Linked DNA regions of Homo sapiens: region 2 is linked to region 1. Evidence: chromatin loops called from intact Hi-C (ENCODE). Cell type or tissue: MCF 10A. All regions are shown on one strand. Each heading gives the region's core, and the rest is flanking DNA. Links, peaks and the distances in the headings are about the cores only.

What was found. Hi-C counts contacts between places; a loop is a spot of excess contacts. Peaks named below come from ENCODE experiments on the same cell type or tissue, not always from the same donor. Only the 100,000 strongest peaks of a DNase experiment are listed, where the experiment ranks them.
Region 2: a loop joins it to region 1, with 14 times the contacts of the local background. A loop is called at or near these places in 34 of 110 quality-filtered maps.

Annotation. Positions count from the first base shown.
Region 1 is chr10:63,153,881-63,161,342 of GRCh38, reverse strand. It overlaps NRBF2 (nuclear receptor binding factor 2), which reads right to left. Exons shown (of 4, transcript NM_030759.5): 4 at 6,319-7,462. The coding sequence ends at 7,125. Among named protein-coding and RNA genes, the nearest start is that of NRBF2, 24 kb to the right of the region's middle. RefSeq lists enhancers at 3,076-3,125, 3,206-3,255. In MCF 10A, for the core only: a CTCF peak has its summit at 3,028 (motif pointing right); a DNase peak (open chromatin) is centred at 3,032.
Region 2 is chr10:62,607,219-62,614,680 of GRCh38, reverse strand. No RefSeq gene overlaps it. Among named protein-coding and RNA genes, the nearest start is that of ADO, 190 kb to the left of the region's middle. In MCF 10A, for the core only: a CTCF peak has its summit at 3,845; a DNase peak (open chromatin) is centred at 3,850.

The DNA.
Region 1 (7,462 bases), core at 98-5,097:
CCAGAAATTACTTAGTCCTAGAAAATTGCTGCTCATCCCTGGGCCACTGTAGTCTGCTTTCCTGTATGCAACCTGAGTTAGGAGTCCAGCTAAGTATTCCAGTCATGTCTTTCCAACCTTTAGCAGGTGGCTGGATTTTTCAAGTCAGTTGAAAAAATTTTGGTCAACTGGAAAATTCTCATAGTCACCTAATTTTGTGTTCCTAATGTTTAAACTAAGTTAAGCTAAAGTTTTCTGTGATACCCAGTGAGCCAGAAGCCACTACTGTCAACTATTAGAGGGGTTTATTTAAAAGGTATACAGGGGTGACCACTAATTGATTTGAGCTCAAATTGTTTCTGATTCTTAAAAACCTCACGGGTTTTATCTATTTTTTTCCCAAACTTATCAAGATAATGTGAGGACTAAGAAGTGTAAGGAATGGGGGGAAGGGAGGGTACCTGGAGAGGGGACACCTGTAATTTACCCACCCAGAGGCGATCACGGTTATTGGCTTACTTCTGACAAATCTTTTCTATGTATTCCACTCTACAGAGCATAGATCATTACATAAAAATTGGCATACCGTTTTTTCTGTCAGCATATCAATATGTCAAACACTTAAACTGAACATTTCTAATAGCTTCATAGTCCCACATACAGATTTATCATCACAGAACCATGGACAAGCAATGTAAGTCTGTATCGCTCCATTTTGAATCGTGAGCCTATTTATCGTTGCCAGCCTTTCAATAAATGAGGCTACCTTTCAAAAATCCAACCAATACCTCAAGTACTGTATTCAACCAAATTTAAAGACCAAGACAAGTGCCCTTCTGGAATTTACCACAATGCCCAAAGTGTGGGTATTTCAAATAAATGAAAATTACCTAAGGATGAAAACTGGTCTATGACCCTCTTGCCCCATTTAACATCTTGCTGCCTCCATAGAGGTTTATTTAGTTTTAACACTGAAACCAAAGGATTTTGTGGCAATGTTTAACTTTTTTTTTCTTTTCCAGTCACCAGCTTAATGGCATGTTTAATATCCTTCTGTTTCTTCTGTTAACATCTGGCCTTCCCTGAACAGCCATCTCCTCCTAAGAATAGGGAAATATCTGATATCAGTCCCTCCAAAAAGATCTATTAGTGGCAATGAAGACCCTGGGACTTAATAACACTCTGAATAGCAAGACTTTTCTTTAGGGAATTTCCATGGAGGAAGCCTAGGGCTAATCGTTGTTTGGTTCTTCTAATCAACCAAATCAAGAGTCCCTCTCTCAGATGACAAACTCCCTTTCCTCTTTCTGGAAACTACCTTTGGGCATCACTTACTTAGGAGGCTTTGGTCCCTCAGCCCTATCCCACTCCCTAATTAACCTGTCTCCTTTGTCTTCCTGTACATCCTGGAATCTGTGTTTAGCAACTTTAAAGACATTCTCATTTGTATTCTTGATTCCTTCACCGTTTATCCTTCTGTCATATCTGGACTACCCCTCCCACTTTTTTTCTAATGTAGTGTGCCCACATTAGAGAAACAGACTAAGAACGCAAAAACTAAACTCGCCTTCACTTGGATTCTTTCGGCCCTAACTCTGAGGGCCTATTCCAAATATTTTCCATTCCTCAAGTCTGGAACCTGATCCTGGCCCCTTCACCTTTAGGAAATAAAAAGCTAATCCACTTGAGCCTCCCTCAAATTTCATCTCATATTGTCCTACTATGATATGATTCTGACCAAGATTACTCACCTCCCTTAATTCCATGCCTTTGTTCCTGCTGTTCTAGAAATACAGCCAGGCGCAGTGGCTCACGCTTGTAATTCCAGCACTTTGGGAGGCTGAAGCGGGTGGATCACGAGGTCAGGAGTTCGAGACCAGCCTGGCCAACATAGTGAAATCCCGCCTCTCCTAAAAATACAAAAATTAGCTGGGTGTGGTGGCGCATGCCTGTAGTCCCAGCTACTTGGGAGGCTGAGGCAGGAGAATCGCTTGAACCCGGCAGGCGGAGGTTGTGGTGAGCTGAGATTGTACCACTGCACTCCAGCCTGGGCAACAGAGCTAGACTCCGTCTAAAAAAAGAAAAAAAAAAGAAATACCTAGAAAGTCATTTCCCCATTCTTTGATCCCAGATACTTTCCTGAAGGTGAAAAGTATACCAGCTACTTTGTATTTTTAGTAGCATAAGGCAAGATGTTTATAAACTGCTCTTACTATGAGACATTTACTAGCATCCAACTAAGGACTTTTTTTTTTTTTTTTTTTGAGACAGTGTCTCACTCTGTCGCCCAGGCTGGTGTGCAGTGGTGTGATGTCAGCTCACTGCAACCTCCGCTTCCCAGGCTGAAGCGATTCTCCTGCCTCAGCCTCCTGAGTAGCTGGGATTACAGGTGCCCACCACTACTGCCTGGCTAATTTTTGTATTTCTAGTAGAGATGGGGTTTCACCATGTTGGCCAGGCTGGTTTTGAACTCCTGACCTCAAATGATCCACCCGCCTCGGCCTCCCAAAGTGCTGGGATTACAGGTGTAAGCCACTGCGTCCAGACTTGGTTAACTCTTTGTGGCCCACCACACCTCCTTCCCAGGTCCTGAGCAAACATCAAGTTGATTCTTTTCTAAAGAAATTGGTATTGTTTCAGGCCTGCTTTGGCTGCCAAATTCTCCAGATCAGTAAACCCTTCTCCCAAGCTAGACGAAGTCTTGCTAATGATAGCTTTCAACCTAACCTCCAGGCACTTCCAGGCCCATTGAGGGTCAACCTTCTTGAGATTAAACCCAGGCAGCAAAACCTGAAAGGTCTTATCAGACAGGAAACTAGTATGCAAGACTACAGTCCCTGCCTGCACTAACCTGGCCCAGGCTTCTTAAAGACTCTTTTTGAATTGGTTTTCCATATCTGTTCCAGACAGGAAGTCAAGTAAGACCCCAACAGATTCATTTTTCCATGTCAGTCATTGGCAGGGCCTAGCCTTGAGTCTGGACACCATAATACCCTTCCTGGCTAATGGACCCAACAAGAACCAGAAGTTTCTTACTGTCCACCAGATGGCAGTGTTGGTTAGCAGTAGCTGGTAAAAGGACAAGATTGCACCTGGGAAACAACAAATAATCTGAGGATGCCCTTTACTTTTTTAAACAGTCACGCCATCCACTCCCAGAGATCTTTGATTAGGCTACACTGGGATTATGACACAATATAATGATACTAAAATTAAACACTTTTAATCTTCACATAACCTATGATCTAGAATGAATCAATAAATAATAGCTACTATTAGTTTACACCCTGACTCTTCAAATAGGTTATAAACACCCTGTGGCAGGCTGCCTCACACAAGCATCCATCTTAGTCATTTTCAAACAAGATTCTAACCACAACTGCTCACAAATGAAGGGTTATCATTAAAAATGGACATGAAGTTTTTTTCTGTTGAGTGTAAAGACAAACTCAAGTCTCACCAGATGGTCTCTGAATAAAGAAAAACCAGGCCAGTCGTGGTAGCTCACGCCTGTAATCCCAGCACTTTTGGAGGTTGAGGCAGGAGGATCACTTCAGGCCAGGAGTTCAAGACCAGCCTGGGCAACATAGTGAAATTCCGTCTCTACAAAAAATTAAAAAATCAGGTGTGGTGGCACACCTGTAGTCCTTGGTACTTGGGAGGCTGAGGTAGGAAGATCCCTTGAGCCCGGGAGGATCAAGGCTGCAGTGAACCATGATTGATCCACTGTACTTCAGCCTGGGCAACAGTGAGACCATCTCAAAAAATAAAATGATCTTAAAAAAAAAAATGAAAAAGCAACACTTTTTTTCTCTCCACTCTCAGTACTTCACTTCCAGCACCGGATGTGAGCTTTTTTTTTTTTTTTCCCACACATCAATTCTCTGGTAGGTGATCTTGCAAAATTAACTCAACTCTGACTCTACCTACCTGGAGGTTATGGGCTCAGTCCCACAAGACTACCCTTAATTCAGACCCAACCACAAATCCCCGGTTCAACCTGGTATTCTGACCAACCAGTTGCAAATCAGAGGTTCCCACAACACTCCCCACTGCTGCCTCACACTTTTGGATTCAATCCTTTGCTAGAATGGCTTAGGGAAACATCTTATTTACATTTAACCATTTATTATGAAAGTACTTATCAGAACAGCTAGATGGGAGACAGACATGGGGCAGGGACACGGGGCTTCTGTGTCCTCTCAGGGCACACCAGCTCCACATGTTCCGTAACACGGACGCTCTCAGGATCCTGTAGTTCAGGGATTTTTATGGAGACTTAATCATATGGGCATAATCAATTGTAACTCAATCTGCAGCCTCTCTCCCCTTCCAAAGGATGGGGCATGGGGCTGAAAGTTTTAAGCTTCTAATCATGCTGGTCTCTCTTGTGTCCAATCCCTATCCAGGGGCCCACTGAGAGTCATCACATTAGAACAAAAGTTCCTACCAGCCAGGAAATTACAGACTTGGGAGCTCTGTGCCAGGAACCAGAGACAAACAGCAAAATATTTATTTCTTCTTATAAATCACAATATCCTAGTCTCCAATGCCTCCTTGGGAAGCAGAAAGTAGCAGAGGTACAGTGGTACCTCTAACAGAGCTCATCTTTTAGAGAGAAATGGCTAGGCTAATAGAGTCATGTGCCATATAAAATTTCAGCCAATGATGGGCCACATGACAGATTATAAGACCATACCTTTATATTTAGATATACAAATGCCATTGTGTTACAACTGCCTAGCCAGTACAGTCCCATGCTGTAAAGGTTTGTAGCCCAGGAGCAAGACTATACAGCCTAGGTGTGGAGTCGGCTCTGCCTTCTAGGTTTGTGTAAGTCCACTTTAGGATGCTCACATGAAAAAATCACCTAACAACACATTCCTCAGAACACATCCTTGTTAAGCAACACATGACTATTTTTGGCACAAGCTTTTAAATGTCAAGTTTTATGAGCAAGGTTAGGCAAGTAAAATGTCGAGTCTAGGATATTAAAACACTGAGATATTTAGCAGAACAGAAATTCTAGTCAACCAAACAGAAAAAATAATAAAAAAAACAACAACACTGAGATAAACAAATTAATATATATATATTTTTTTTTTAGACAGAGTCCAGCTCTGTTGCCCAGGCTGGAGTGCAGTGGCACAATCTCAGCTCACTGCAACCTCTGCCTCCTGGGTTCAAGTGATTCTCCTGCTCAGCCTCCTAAGTAGCTGGGACTACAGGCCCATGCCACCACACTCGGCTAATCTTTGTATTGTTAGTAAGAGACAGGGTTTTGCCATATTTATCAGGCTGGTCTCGAACTTCAGACCTCAGGTGATCCGCCTGCCTCAGTCTCCCAAAGTGCTGGGATTACAAGCGTGAGCCACTGTGCCCAGCAAATTAATGTAACTTTTAAGAAAGTATAGAACTCAAGACAATTTGGCAGGCTAGTTTATTTTTGGTTTCATCTGCAGCAAGATGAGACAGGAAAAAATATGATTTCTCCATGGTCACTTCTGCTTTTTTTGAGACAGAATCTCACTCTGGTGTCCAGGTTGGAATGCAGTGGTGTGATGAGAGCTCACTGCAGCCTCAACCTCCCAGGCTCGAGTCATCCTCCCACCTCTGCCTCTGGAGTAACCACAACTACAGGCGCGCCATCACTGCACCCAGCTAAAGTTTTTCTGGGTAGAGACAGGGTCTCACTATGTTGCCCAGGGTGGTCGCAAACTCTTGGGCTCAAGCGACCCTCCCACCTCAGCCTCCCAAAGTGTTGGGATTACAGGTATAAGCCACCACGCCTGGCCCTATTTCTACTAGTTTCGTCACTGGATTTGTGAGCCTAACCCAACTTCCTCAACCCAATTGTCCTCAGAGAAGGCAATATATTTTTCTCACTTCTGTAATTCCACACAGCAAATCCAAGCTTTAAACATGCCCAGTAGCTTGCACCCAAATGTTTTGCTTATATTCTCCTCTTCCCCTTCCTTCTCATGGAACATCATCCAGCTTGGTAGAGAGAATCCAAAGCAGCACTTCCCCACACTATGCTCTGACAGGGTGGCAGGTGCCCAAGGGACAGCTGCCTCCAGCCTAGAGCAGCCCTGAGCATTTTCCATGTGGTGGTCAGGAAAAAGGTTGGAAACAATACATTTAAACCTCAGGAACTTCTGTACTCTCTGTCACCCTAGTTGTAAGGGAAATGGACTACAAAACACTGAAAGAAAAAAAAAATCCTTGACACACAAAAGTAATCATCTAACCGCATCTGTTCAAATTCAAAGTTTACAACGCACAGAGAAGCCACTCAGTGCCTTGCTTTTTAACTATCAACCACGTTCAACAAAGGTATAAAACACAATTACTTTATTGATTTCTTACAATAAAATACTGCCAACTAGCATTACGTCCACTCTTGCATCATTAAAAACAAAGGGTATTTCCTCCTTGGTATTTTCAAATGATGCATTATACAATAAACGAAGTTAGAACTTAAAATGCACCCTGATTAATTATGTAAACTGGTAATTTGTTTTAAAAAGCATAATAATTTGGTTCCTTTCTTCATAAAATGGAAATTTAAATATTTCTTCTGATAGTCTTGAGGTTATCATTATGAGTAGTGCAAAGTGTGGCACATATAGTTTCATCTAGAAGGGTGTGTATCTTACACACCTTAAACAAACAGAATGTGCATTAACAAAATGCATACAGTCAATGCATGATAGAAAGCATGTTTCAAATATAAGGCAGCCCCTCCGGCCACCATATTATTTAGGTTTTGCATTATCATTTATGGCATTATAGATTAATTACACATAACTTTTATACATTTTAACCCTGAAGATAAGAAAAATAACTGTTGCTTGAAAGAAATTCTTCCAGGTAGCCATTTGGTTTGTATCAGGAGAAACCGAACCTCCATGAGTTTAGCGTCTGCCAAGTCGGAATCATTAGCTGAAGTGAGTGAATGAGATACGCAGCGCATTTCACAGTGACTGTTTCCCAAGTCCTGGCAATGCCTCTGCTCCCACAGTCCACCAGATGAAGCATTTCCGGGATTACCCTTCTATGTGGTTTTCCCTTTTCATTTCTTTTTGCTGGATTAACGATTACTGTATTATTTCCTCTTTTCCCCTTTTCTGTGGCCTTCCATTTTAATTATTCATAAATCCTTTCAGAATATCCTCAGAGAGCTCCATAAGAGGAAGTTCTGGAGATGGAAAATCCAAGGGAGGAAGATTGGGGATTGGAATGTCCTTGGCTTTCCCAGTATTTGCTGCGAACTTCTGCCAGGTTGAGGAGGCTGTAGCAGTTTCTGCATGTGGTGGCAAGCTCCATAACTCTGACGTTTCTACAAAATCAGCATCTACATCCAGCTCCTTTTCTATTGGACCTTTTAGAAGTCTGGCCTTTTCAGCCTTTAGTTGTTTATTTTCTTTCCTTAATCTTTCATTCTCAGCCACAAGGAATTCCACATGCCTCTTCAAATCTG
Region 2 (7,462 bases), core at 1,610-6,609, 550 kb after region 1:
CCTGGCTTCTACCCTCTTCGATGTCATCCCCCACCTCATCCCACAAGCATCCTCTTCCCAGTCAGATGAAGTCATTTCAGCGACATTATTGAGTGTGCCACGTTATTTCACTTCTCTTGTCTTTGCGTGTATGTCCTGTCAACCTGGATGCCATTTCTACTCCTTCGTGGCTGGGGAATGACTCATCCTCCAAGACCCAACTCAAGCATCTCTTCCTTTCCGAAACCCTTTTTGACCAGTTGTTTCTCCTCCATCAAAGCAGATCTATCCATTCTGTGCTCTGTTCACATAACTGCTTATCAACCTGGAAGGCATCATATCTTAGAAATCTGTTTACTCCCCTAGGCCATGGGTAGTCAAGTGGCAGTTAGGATTGTGTTCAGCTGCAAGTAACCAAAAGCCCAGTTGATCAATATCTTAGACAAATTAGGGGACTAATTTTTTTTAGATAGCCAAGGTTGCCGTGATAACTCTATAATATGATTAATCATTAGGGCCCCTGTTTCCATGTAGATTTCTGCTCAGCTCTCTTTAATTTGTGGCTGTTTTCTTCATGCTTGTCACCCAGTGGTCACAAAATGACTGTTCTTTCTCTATATCCAACTTCCAGACTGGAAAAAGGGAAGTTAATAAGGTATTCACTAATGAAGCCTGCTCCTTCTACAGAGCTTTCCTGGAAGCTGCACTTAGTGACTCTTGCTTCTCTCTCTTTGGTCAGAATGGGACTGGATAGATATCCCTAGTGGCAAAGAGAATGGGAGATATATTTGATGACTTGAATGAATTGAAATTCCAAATACAATCAGGATTTGGATTGTTAGGAAGAAGGGGAGAATTGATATTGGGTAAGAAAGTAACTACCATATGTAGGGATTATGTTGCATTTTTCATTCTCTCTCTGGGGCTTAGCATAGGGCATGGCACATAGTAGGTACTCAATAAATAAATGTCCAAGAAAGAAAGGAAGCGACATTTTATAATTCCCTAGTCCACTGCTATTTGTACAGTATGACTCAGCACATCTTTGAGCTTTTAGACATGAAACGAAGCTTTCTGGGGGTGGGGAAGAACAGCAGGGAGGAGAGATTCCTCGGGGGAGTTTCCAGCCAGAGCTTACTTATTCCAGCTGCGACCACTCAGCTTAGCAATGCTTAGGAGCTAAGAGAAAGGGAAAAGAGTCCATTCTTGATGTGTACAGTTGAACCATCTCCCCCCGCCCCATCCCCAATTCAAAAAGAACATGTTGGTCACTACGTGACATTAGGAGCCTCGCTACATTCTTGGGACATCTCCTTCCCAGTCCCACACCCTATATTGAGACTCCTCAGCTAGGGAGTCAGGCCCAGCCTTGGGTCCTCTAAGGCCAGGTGCTATTTCTGTGTGTCATGTTTGTTTCCAGCTTTTCACAATTATAAACAACTTTGCAGTGAGCATCCCTGAAATAAATCTTTAGGATCATTCTTGTACATTTTAATTATTTTTTTCTGTAGTCTAAATTCCAAAAAAAGTAGAAATTCTGGGCAAAAGGGTATGTTCACTTTTAAGGTTTGTGGAGAAACATCTTGTTGCTTTATGCTCCCATCTGTCATGAATGGAAAAGCCTGCCACCACTCCAGGGGTGGGTGCTCTCCCCTTCTGAAGGTTTCAGTTGTCAAGCAGTCACTCCAAGGGTCTAGTCCTTCCTCCCTTCTGAAACAACAGCAGAACCACTATAAACCAGAAACAAAGATGGAGGACGCATGAAGATAACATGTCTTGATTCCCCTAGCTGATTGTAAGTTTTGCTCTGGAAAAAATGAAGATCATAGATTCCATATGCATAAAGGGAATATGCATTAGATGCTAGGTGAAAGGGCTCTGAGATGGTCCCATGGGCCCAGCTAGGGTCCTTGGGGCCCTTCTTGACTTCTCCCTATCATTCTCAATCAAGTCACCAAGTCCTGTCAACTCTACCTCCTACACGCCTTTGTAGTCAGCCGCCCCCCTGCTTCTGCATCTCCTTTGCCTCTGACCCTGACGCCCTCATGATTTTCCCCAACCAACTGCCTTCCCACCCATTTCTTTTTTCTTTTTTTTTTTTCTGAGATGGAGTCTCGCTCTGTCACCAGGCTGGAGTGCAGTGGTGCGATCTCGGCTCACTGCAACCTCTGCCTCCTGGGGTCAAGCGATTCTCCTGCCTCAGCCTCCCAAGTAGCTGGGACTACAAGCGTGCACCACCACACCCAGCTAATTTTTGTATTTTTAGTAGAGATGGGGTTTCACCATGTTGGCCAGGATGGTTTCGAACTCCTGACCTCATGATCCACCCGCCTCAGCCTCCCAAAGTGCTGGGATTACAGGTGTGAGCCATGGTGCCCGGCCCTTCCCACCTATTTCTTTGCTTCCACCCCTTCAATCCTTTCTCCACACAGATGGATTTTTCTGAACACCAATGACCATGTGACCATCCAGCTTGATCCCTTGTTTTAAATCCTGCTCTTACAACCTAGCAGCTCCCCAGCATACTATGTTCTCCTATGGCTGTGTGCACATGGAATGGGAGTTCCACAAGCAGAATTTACTGCAGGGAAGCTCCTTCTTCCTACTCCCCTCTCTCCAGAAAACCATCTTAGAAACCATCTAATGTAACTCTCTTGCATTGTGGAGGGGAAACATAAAGAACTTGTGCCTAAAACATCCTTTCTTTCCACTTCAAATGTCAAATTTACATTCCCTGTTAAAATTCAGCCCATTATCTCTTCTAGTAAGGCTTGGACCACCCCCTTTTTATAGTCCAGGTTAGGGGCCCCTTCTACATATGCTCACAGCACCCTGTGCTTACCAGCTCTGTATCGTGACTATTTATTCATTTGTCTTCCTGTCTCCCTCAACTAGACTGTAAACCTTTAATTTAAGGTCAGGGATTGGGGCCTATTCATCTTTCTATCTCTACAGACTATACTAGTGCACATATTAAGTTATTGCTTCATGGCTGTCTATTGAATGAGTAGATGAATATTGGTTACAGATTGGAGGAAGGATTATTGCTGTAGGGAAAACACATTCACGTGAATTCCTCTGAGATGTGTAAACTGAGGTGTCAACTTCTCCTTTTCACATTCACATGGCTTGGGCGCCTTCCCTTCAATGAAGCACCCTGGAGAGTCATGCCCAAGCAATATATTTCCATTTGGATTGGAAACACAACTCCTCCCTTCTGGAATATTGTTTGACTTTTCTTGTGTGGGAGAACCAAGTCAGGAAGTAGAGCATGCGTCTCACCTGTGCGTAATAAGACAGGGTCTGAAAACATTTTTGCTTCAATAGCTATATTTTTTAAAGCTACCATTTATTAAGAGCTTATTATGTATTGGCCCCATCCAATCCATTGCACACATTTTTCACTTATTCCTTACAACAGTCCTGTAAATTCAGTGCTATTCTTTTCCCAAAATTACAAGCAGAACCTGAGGGGTGGAGAGATTAGAAACCTGGCCAAGGCCATGTGGTGAGGTATCAGTTCGAAACTGATCTTTTAGTCTCTACTGCAAACACGCTTGATTATTACATGATACCCATCCATGCCAAGCACAGCCAGGCTTCTTAACCACCCAGTGAAATTTGCTGGACCTGTGCCCCTGTTCCCACTTACAGATAAAGACATTGAGCCTGATTGGTAACAGAACTTGATCTACTAGAACTCTTGTCAGTTTAGTAGACACAATTTTTTAAAAAATGAGAAAAGTGCAACTTGCATTTGTTCAGTGACAGCCTGGTGCACAAGCAGGTGGCTGCTGTGATCCCCAAACCCCCGGGCTGGCGGGCAGGGCCTCTCGCTCAGGCATTCTAAGGAAACAGCTCCCTCTTTAGGTCGACTGGAGGAACAGCCCCCAAACTGCCTGGAGCATCTGCCAGCTTGGTAGACCTCTCCCAGGTACCTTGTGGGCGTCTTCAAACAACTTGACTTACAGTGTTATTGCTGTTGTTGTATGTGCATCAAGAAGTCATACTTTATCCAGGACTGTGCAATTGAGAAATGCTGTGGTGGCTAGCATTAAGTTGCCCATTATCTCAGCTCTTTGACTTTGTAATTTCTATCTGTGAGAGAATCTAATTCCCTTTTTCTCTGTCTCCAGCATAATGGAAAATAAGGGGCCAGAGAATAAATTGGAGGCGAGGGCAGAGGCTGCAAAGGGAGAAGGGATGGTCTTTCTGAGCCACATCCTATGGGCCTGGTAGCCCTCTGCTGACTGGATGGAGGAGGAGGAGAAGGGGCTGGGTACAAGGCCCTCAGTGGTGCAGACCGTCTGCTGCATCTAAGGAGGAAGAGTGAGAGGATGGAGGAGCAAACAGGGCATGACCTGAGCAAACATGAAAGTCCAAGGGAGAAAGCACAGGTTGTTGAGTCTGTCTTCCACACTCAGCACTAATTAGTATTCTCGACTGGATGCTCTAAACTCTGTGATCTGGAAGGATGCTAGTGTTATCAGATCCAGACCCAAAGTCAGCTCCTAAATTCTCATCCACTGATCTGACACAATTGTTCCCCAAAGAATCCATATTCACTTTCTTTTGGAGACAATTTTAGGATGTCTAAATTGCGAAGCAATTTCCTGGGTGGAGAGTTGGGAAGTCATAAGGTTATAGCCAAAATACAGAGCCTTGCCATTAAAGAGTCCTCAGTGACACAGCTTGAAGCTCCTTATTGCACCATAGAACAAGTTGCATTTCTAAAAACAGGATAAACAACCAATATCAGCTCTACACTGAAGCCACCTGGATGACCTGCAGGTGTCTACACACCCTCCTGGTGATGCAAACACTTAGTAGAATTTGCTCTTTTCCCCACTGGCATAGGGACTCCCAACCGCAAAAGTAAAATTTTGGGCCCCACTATGCAGCATTGGGTAAGCCCTGTTCATTTCTGGGCCTTTCTGTTCCCATCTCTGAAACGAGGGGTTTAATGAGATTGGGGGTTTCCAGCTATGCTCTGCAAAATCTAGGGGTCCCTGGGGTGCAGGCCTATCAGTCTTACCTGGACAAGATAAGTTCCTTTTGCATCTGTATCACATTGGGTGTCTAGCTGAATATTTTGTTTGATCAAAGAGCCCACAGCTAAAAACATGTTCGAAAACTACCGTACTGGATGATACCTGCTGTGGTCCACTCATTTATGCACTCATCCAACAATTACTTATTGAGCACTTGCTGTGTGCCAGATACTGTTGTAATGTCAAGGAAACAGTGAGCAAAATCCAGATTCCCTTGTGCAATATGGACTATAATTTTAAATTGGGACATTTGGCCTTCCACTGTAGGCTTGACCTTGGACACAGAGACCACATCCTTATCCTCAGATGGGCGACCAGGATGCATACTTTTGTACACATTTAACTTTCTGTTTTCTGGTTGTCCCACTTACCCATGAGAACTTGAAGCTTGCTTGTTGAATATATGGTATTCACATAGTCCTGAAGAGTTAAAGAAACATGATTTTCCTAAGCAGGAATTAGGACAATTGAGCTGATGAAAGAGGTTTTCTTTTCTTTTTTTTAAATGGTTTGTTTATTTGTATAAAATTATTCTGAAAGATAATATATTATGTTTATTGCATCTTACTCGATGAATATTCTCTATTAAAAACAGTGAGATTTCATGGGAAGAAATATCAAATTTATCATAATAATTCAGTTAACATTATTTGTTCAGTCTTTTTCATCATTTGTCCACTTGTAGGCATTGGAGAAAAAAATAGCTGAGATTGATTGAAGCCCTGCTCTGTGGCAGGTATTTTTCTAGGCATGTTCATATTGCATCTCTTGCCTAACTTAATCACTTAATCTTCAGAGCAATCCTGCAAGAACTATTTACCAATTTCTAGAGATAATGAAACTGAAGCTTAATAACCTTCCAAAGATCACAAAGCCAGTAAGAAATTCACGTTTAGGGGAGGAGCCAAGATGGCCGAATAGGAACAGCTCCGGTCTACAGCTCCCAGCGTGAGCGACGCAGAAGACGGGTGATTTCTGCATTTCCATCTGAGGTACCGGGTTCATCTCACTAGGGAGTGCCAGAGAGTGGGCCCAGGTCAGTGGGTGCGCGCACCGTGCGCGAGCCGAAGCAGGGCGAGGCATTGCCTCACCTGGGAAGCGCAAGGGGTCAGGGAGTTCCCTTTCCGAGTCAAAGAAAGGGGTGACGGACACACCTGGAAAATCGGGTCACTCCCACCCGAATATTGCGCTTTTCAGACCGGCTTAAAAAAACGGCGCACCACGAGATTATATCCCACACGTGGCTCGGAGGGTCCTACGCCCACGGAATCTCGCTGATTGCTAGCACAGCAGTCTGAGATCAAACTGCAAGGCTGCAGCGAGGCTGGGGGAGGGGCGCCTTAGGTAAACAAAGCAGCCGGGAAGCTCGAACTGGGTGGAGCCCACCACAGCTCAAGGAGGCCTGCCTGCCTCTGTAGGCTCCACCTCTGGGGGCAGGGCACAGACAAACAAAAAGACAGCAGTAACCTCCGCAGACTTAAATGTCCCTGTCAGCTTTGAAGAGAGCAGTGGTTCTCCCAGCACACAGCTGGAGATCTGAGAACGGGCAGACTGCCTCCTCAAGTGGGTCCCTGACCCCTGACCCCCGAGCAGCCTAACTGGGAGGCACCCCCCAGCAGGGGCACACTGACACCTCACACGGCAGGGTATTCCAACAGACCTGCAGCTGAGAGTCCTGTCTGTTAGAAGGAAAACTAACAGAAAGGACATCCACACCGAAAACCCATCTGTACATCACCATCATCAAAGACCAAAAGCAGATAAAACCACAAAGATGGGGAAAAAACAGAACAGAAAAACTGGAAACTCTAAAACGCAGAGCACCTCTCCTCCTCCAAAGGAACGCAGTTCCTCACCAGCAACGGAACAAAGCTGGATGGAGAATGACTTTGACGAGCTGAGAGAAGAAGGCTTCAGACGATCAAATTACTCTGAGCTACGGGAGGACATTCAAACCAAAGGCAACGAAGTTGAAAACTTTGAAAAAAATTTAGAAGAATGTATAACTAGAATAACCAATACGGAGAAGTGCTTAAAGGAGCTGATGGAGCTGAAAACCAAGGCTTGAGAACTACGTGAAGAATGCAGAAGCCTCAGGAGACGATGCGATCAACTGGAAGAAAGGGTATCAGCAATGGAAGATGAAATGAATGAAATGAAGCGAGAAGGGAAGTTTAGAGAAAAAAGAATAAAAAGAAATGAGCAAAGCCTCCAAGAAATATGGGACTATGTGAAAAGACCAAATCTACGTCTGATTGGTGTACCTGAAAGTGATGGGGAGAATGGAACCAAGTTGGAAAACACTCTGCAGGATATTATCCAGGAGAACTTCCCCAATCTAGCAAGGCAGGCCAACATTCAGATTCAGGAAATACAGAGAATGCCACAAAGATACTCCTCAAGAAGAGCAACTCCAAGACACATAATTGTCA